Regions from separate parts of the Homo sapiens genome. Here region 1 is linked to region 2. A link is a contact called in ENCODE Hi-C or POLR2A ChIA-PET data. All regions are on one chromosome and are shown on one strand. Each heading gives the region's core, a stretch centred on a gene start or an enhancer-like site at or near the end of the contact. The rest is flanking DNA. Distances are from core to core; before and after follow the strand shown. Region 1 holds the start of ITGA6 (integrin subunit alpha 6). Region 2 holds the start of SLC25A12 (solute carrier family 25 member 12).

What was found. A loop is a pair of places that touch in the nucleus more often than their neighbours do. ChIA-PET counts read pairs that join two places held with the same protein, here RNA polymerase II (POLR2A). Pooled maps may share reads with other maps.
Region 1: a pooled map shows a loop between it and region 2 (5-fold over the local background). The contact joins the promoter of ITGA6 here to the promoter of SLC25A12 in region 2. A Hi-C loop is called at or near these places in 5 of 50 pooled maps. POLR2A ChIA-PET finds 5 or more read pairs at or near these places in 3 of 52 experiments (A673, T-cell and naive thymus-derived CD8-positive, alpha-beta T cell).

The regions. Positions count from the first base shown.
Region 1 is chr2:172,425,771-172,428,992 of GRCh38, reverse strand. ITGA6 (integrin subunit alpha 6) reads right to left here and starts at 1,407. Exons shown (of 26, transcript NM_000210.4): 1 at 1,023-1,407. The coding sequence starts at 1,204. RefSeq lists an enhancer at 95-595 and a silencer at 1,380-1,459.
Region 2 is chr2:171,892,327-171,895,642 of GRCh38, reverse strand. It overlaps SLC25A12 (solute carrier family 25 member 12), which reads left to right and starts at 1,399. Exons shown (of 18, transcript NM_003705.5): 1 at 1,399-1,440; 2 at 2,385-2,438. The coding sequence starts at 1,429. RefSeq lists enhancers at 620-1,186, 1,187-1,753 and a silencer at 1,157-1,476.

The sequences.
Region 1 (3,222 bases), core at 158-2,657, 530 kb before region 2:
CTGGGTGGGGAGGGGAGACCTTTTGTTGCTACAGCCTATTTTTCAGTAGCACAGATGAAGAATGCAACCCCATAGCGATTAAGGCGACTAAGCGCCAAAATACCCTCTCCGGCTTAAATAGCCGATCATGTGGGAACCAAACACTGTTTAAGAAATAAAAGGAGAGGCCAGTAGTGCCGGTCTCCTCTTTCTCCTGGGAGGTTTACCGCTACGGTGGGGGGTTGTCCCTTACAAACCTTGTTTGCAAAGTCCAGGCTCAGATCGGACATTTTGCTTTAACCCCTTGGCTGTGCCCGCCCAACGCAGGAGCCGAGCGGGTCTCGGGTGCGGCCGAGTACTTTGGGGGCTGGGCACATCACTCAGACTTGTTTTCTCAGCTGATCTAGTCCAGCGAACAGGTGTTTGGTTAATTCCCGCCCCCACCCCCATCTTTTTTTTTTTTTTTTTCAAAGGCATGTAAAAGTATCTCCTAAGGAGCGCCCCCGCCTTGCTGAGAAAGTCATGCAGGACACATGGAAAGTGGCTTTCCAACTTGTGCGGGGCGCGCCAGTCTGCGGGGGAGACGGGGTGCACCGTGAGTTTGGGAAAGGCCTAGACCATCCTGGAACTACGCTCCCTGCAAACCCACAGCAGCGCTGCGGTGACCCTGAACGCCACCCCAGCCCCAAACACACACGTGAAGCTCAGCAAAGCGTGCCACCTGCCGGGGTCCCAGCAAACACGCCCGGAGGGAAGAACCGGCGGAAAGCACTTTGTTTAAAACAGAAAAAAAAGTAAACTCTCCCGGGGCCCAGCCTAGCCCTCGGGTTCTCCTCCTTCCCGAGCTGAATGGAGGGAGGCGCCGCGCGGGGCGGGTCAGGGCGGGGAGCCGAGCGCGCTGGGCGCTGGGTGCGCCTCGGCCGGCCCGGGCGCGACCCACGGGCCAACTACTCCCCGGGGCCGGCGGGAACAGGGCGCGCCCTCGCCTCAACTCGCGCGCAGGCCGGCGCCCCAGTGGGGGTGGGAAGGGTCTGGGAACTCACAGCCGCTTGTCCTCGGGCTGCAGTTGCCAGTGCATGGCCAGCGAGAAGCCGAAGAGGCTCCCGGGGTCTCCATATTTCCGGATCACGTTGTCCTCCCGAGTGTCCAAGTTGAAGGCTGCGCCGAGCCGGGACAGGAGCCCCGCCGACAGGTAGAGCAAGCACAGCTGCCCGGCGGCGGCCATGGGCGGACGCACGGGGAGGGGAGCGGGGACCTGCAGCGGCCGCCCTGCGCTCCGGGCTGGGTCCGAGGCTGCCGCGCTGCTGCTACCGCAGCCACCTTCGCCTCCTCTCGCCGCTGCGCCCGGCCCCACCCCCGGGACGGGTCGCGCTCTCCGTCCGGCCGCTCCCCCTCGCGGGCAGCTCGCGACCGCTGAATGAGCCCGTTGTTCTCTGGAGACTCGCAGGCGTTTTATCAAGTGACGAGGACGCCGGCCCCGCCCCTCCCCACCCTCTCGCCCCTCCTTGCGCGCCCGCGGCCCGGCGCACCGCCCGCACCTTACCCGCCGGCTCTGGCGTCTCCAGCTGCCCGGTACCTGCCCGGAAGCCACGACGTGGGAGCCCCGGAGGCGAGCTCGCGGCGAAGCAGCCCCACTGCGCCGCCCTCTGTGGACAGAATTGTGGTTGCCGAGTAGCACAGAGCGAGGGAGACTTTACTACCCGTTATAAAGAGAAGTGCAGGTGATGCACCGGGCCTCATGGCCTGAGCAGCCTGTTCTTGCAGATGTGGGCCCACGTGCAGATGCATACGTCATTCATTCATTTCTACAGGTGTTTATGGAGCGCTTAAGGCGTGCCCAACACTTGGGGACTACAGCTGTGTAGACTGTTCTGGGTCCTCAAACACCTAACAACCCTCAAAAATGATCACAGCGCACACCTTGATAGTGCTGTATAATGTACACAACCCAGCCATTACCTCAATTCATCCTAACAGTCCTATGAGGTAGGTGTTTCTTTTTGCAGATCAGAAAACCGAAGTTCCGCCTTGTCCCCAGATCACCTAGGATTTTGCCCAGGTGACCAGGAGAGCTTGTGGAAGAAGTCACGCAAGTCAAGGATGGGTTGTTTAAAGTGGCGCCAGGAGCTCAGGCGACGATGCCGTTCTTTCCTAGCCCCGGACTTTCAGAACTAGTTGTGGGGAGAACTGCTGGGCCAAGAGACAGCTCCGAGTTCTGTGTAGGTGGCATGAAGGCTCCTGCCTCCAGGACATGAGGCGGGGCTCCAGTGAGGTGTTGGCCCTAGGGGCAACCTTATCCTGCAGGGGTTCTTAACCCGAGGAGAGGTAATTAATTCAAGAGTACTGTGAACTTGGATGAGAAAAAATTTACGTCTTAATTTTCACCAACCTCTGACATTTAGCACGTTTTGCCATTATGAACGTAGACAACAAACTACAGTAGCAGTAGGATAAGTATTTATGACTTAGTAATCACTAGAAACCATAGGTTTTTACATCACATCACAGTTGTTGCAAGTATCTCAAATAACAGTAGTTATTAGACAATCAGCCAGATATTATATGTCAATAATGAAGCATATATATTGCTCTAGCACAAATTTTTAAAAACATTTTGTTAGCTACATTTCAATATTATTGGCTTTTTTTGTAACCTCTTGTGGTTTCTTTTATGTATTTAAAACCCTTATTCTGAGAAGAACCCCATGGTTTTCAGCAGCCTGCCAAAGGGGTCCCATGGCATGAAAAGGTTGGGACGTGCTGGCCTGAAGCCTTCTGGAATGCCTTGGGGAGCCCTCTTTGGAATCTGACATCCCTGCATTGGAAATACAAGCAGGGTGCAGCCCCAGGAAAGAGCAGGAGCTGTGTGTGCATAGGGGTAGGGGTGGCCTCTTCTTCACCTCAAGGAGTATTCAAGAGAACAGCATGTGCCACTCAGAAAAGCTGCGTGAACATCATCAAGGGTCCCCACAGGTGGTAGCAGCTGTCAGAGTAAGTCCGTCAGTATATTAGGGGTGTGTACCACTTCCTTTCCAATCAGTAACTCCAGTCAATTATAGTCCAAAGTGGGGTGCAGTGGTTTAAATTCAGTAGATGATTTTGGAGAGCACACAGTTTTAACAAATATATCTTGATAAGGTTGAGAAACTATTGGAGACAATCTAGTAAACTAAGAAGTACTTGCAACGTGATTTTTCATGCAAATAAGTTGCAAGTTAGCCTTTTCCCTTCGTGTAAAATATG
Region 2 (3,316 bases), core at 150-2,649:
GCTGAGGCAGGAGAATTGCTTGAACCCAGGAGGCAGAGGTTGCAGTGAGCCAAGATGGCGCCACTGCACTCCAGCCTGGGCGATAGAGCGAGACTCCGTCTCAAAAAATTAAAAATGAAAACATACACAGGGTCGGGCGCGGTGGCTCACGCCTGTAATCCCAGCACTTTGGGAAGCCGAGGTGGGCGGATCACCAGAGGTCAGAAGTTTGAGACAAACCTGGCCAACATAGTGAAACCCTGTCTCTACTAAAAATACAAAAAATTAACTGGGCATTGCGGCGGGTGCCTGTAATCCCAGCTACTCGGGAGGCCAAGGCAAGAGAATCTCTTGAACCTGGGAGGTGGACGTTGCAGTGAGTCAAGATGGTGCCACTGCACTCCAGCCTGGGCGACAGAGCGAGACTCAGTCTCAACACACACACACACAGACACACATACACACAATACACATGTGATTGGGGTTGTGGAGAAGCATTGACCATCTGTAAGCCCCTAGAGGGTGGGGGCTATAGGTTATTTGCGTTTTTTACAAGCAGGACCATGTCAGGCATATAATGGATGCCCATACATGTTTGAATCAATATGTAGCCTAATACAGTGATATTGGCAAGACGGGTTTAGAAACATTGTTTTGGTTCAAGATAGAGTTACTGCTTCTTCTACTTCTTAGGTAGGGCTAGAAATCGAATGGAGAATTACTTTCTGTTCATGTATGGGCAAGCGATTCATTGCCAGCCCTGTCAAAGACACATAGAGTTTTTTTTCTCATTGCACACAGGATTTGGGTGATTAGGAAAGTGGAGCGAGTCTACTAATAAACCGTTGTAATAGCACGCAAAGCAAAAATAAATTCAGCGTATTCGTCCCATGCCAATTTAGGAGCATATTTCTCAAATTATGTTTACGTAGGTTTTCCCTAGAGTGAGTGGTTCCCAATCTTGTTTTGTCGGTATTTGCCATCAGTTGTCATTAATTCATTGTTATTAATGGGAAGTGCTCTTTGATCCGTCGGAACCTTGCTCAGTATAGGCCCCAAATGTTCCTTTAAGCCTCGGGGAAAACGACTTTGGCTGGTCGGTGCCCAAAGCCACACCCACTAAGAGGCCTTAGGAAACCTGGGGCTTTCCTGGCGGCGACCTAGCTGTGGCAACCACGCGGCGCGTCGGGATCCCATGGGTCGCGCTTGTTTTCCCCGTGGGAGGCGCGTCCCCCTCCTCCGCCCGGCCGGCCGGCCCTGGACCAGCTGCCTTTCTGGCCGGGACGCCGGGCCCCTTTCCGCACGCGGCGCGCCCCGAGTTCATTTGCATAGGGACGCGCGCGGCGCCGGCGAGAGGGAGGGCGGGCGCGGCCGGGAAGACGGCGCGCGCGCGCCCTGACAGCTCGGCCCTGCTCGCTCACTCGCTCGTCCCCGGCTTCCGAGCACAGCATGGCGGTCAAGGTGACTCCAACTCTCTGCTGCTGCTTTTATTGCATAAGAGACATTCCGAGCGCCCTGCCTGCAGCCCCCCACTGCTTCCCATTTTATTCATTGTCTAGGTCTTAGATAGCTTGTCCTGGGGCTCCGGCTTGCTGCGGGGAGAGCTGTGCGGGGCTTGGACCGGAGGAGGGGATGCCCGGCTGGGGGAGGGGAAGGAGGAGGGATTGTGAGTTGAAGGGGCTTGTACGGTAACACGGGTCAGTGAAGGAAGAGTAATGTCCTGTCCTAGGTGCATGGGATTGTGAGTCCGGAGTTGGAGGGCATCAGAAAGGGTGTGGGAGGAAGTGGCAAGTAAAGCTGGGGATACCTAGGGTATCAGTGAATTGCGGTGGGGGAGGGAGTAAGTATTGAGTAATTTGGGGCCTCAATAAGGCCGAGGGCAGTGGTTGGCTTTTGCGTTGCAGATTGCAGGGTATGGAAAGTATTTGTATTTGTGGCAGCTCTCATATTTTAGGTTGGATGGGGAGAGGGACGCGGAGATAATTACATGTTGGGTTTGCTTTTTATGGAGAAAGGCTGCTAGGCCAAGTGATTAATTTGGGTGATTTAACTTTCCTGTTGATCTACTCTTGTTAGCTTCTTGATTTGAAGGTGGGTGGTTACTACTGTGTTGCTAGTAGATGTGGAATAAAGTAAAAGATCCTCATTGCCTTCCCTTTCCAGTCCAGAGGAAGCACTGTCCGATAGCTTTGCTGTATCTTAGGCTATTCGCACCTGTTTTTCTGCCCTCTAGTCACAGTTATCCAGTTTGACAGTTCTTATCAGCAATTAGGGCTTTTAGTTTGTTTTAAACTAAATGATAAAAGATAGGAGCATTGATTGTTAGCCATGTGACCTCTAATCTGAAGAGATTGTGTGGTCTCTAGTGAAGCATTAACTGGCTTTTTTTTCTTTTTTGCTTACAGGTGCAGACAACTAAGCGAGGGGATCCTCATGAGTTAAGAAACATATTTCTACAGGTAAATTGGCTTGCATAGTGTGCCTTTCATTGCAAAAACAAAAAACGTACATGTCCTTAGTCCTATTCATGCCTTAACTTTGAGGAATGTTCAGTTTTCATGTATTCTTTCAAACATGACCGGACAATATAGCTTATACTTCTCTTAATAAGGTTTGATTTAAGGCCTTCTTTTAATTAAGGGTCGATAAAAGGTTTTCCTCAAGTTACTGCTTTTTTTTTTACATGACTTAAGATATATATTTTGAAAAAAAATTTCCAGCTTAAGCACAGAGACCAAGATAAAATTTCAAAATGTATTGGCATTCTTGTATAGTTAATAGGTATGATGACTAAAATTCTCTTCCTTGAAAGTTGCATGTTTACAAAGTTTTCCTACTTATGAGCTATCCTCCATGTAATTTGTTACAGAGATAAGAATATTATAGCTATTCTTAATTTGTGTGTCTTACTTACATTGTATCCTTAAGCCTTGGGGATTTTACCCCAAAATGTTACCTCTTAAGATTCTTGCAATGGTCTACCTTAACTTCTAAGCTTTTAGAATCAGTGACTTGGCTGTAGACTTAAAAAGAAAAGAAAAAAGAAAAAAAAAAGGTTGGCTTAGTTTTTTGTTTTGCTTTCTTTTCTTAAATTTCAAAAGTTTCCTATGCAGGAAATTGTACTTAAGAAGTAGATGTAGGCCGGGCGCGGTGGCTCACGCCTGTAATTCCAGTATTTTGGGAGGCCGAGGCGGGTGGACCATGAGGTCAGGAGATCGAGACCATCCTGGCTAACACGGTGAAACCCCGTCTCTACTAAAAATACAAAAAATTAGCCGGGCGTGGTGGTGGGCGCCTGTAGTCCCAGCTACTCGGGAGGCTGAGGCAGGAGAATGGC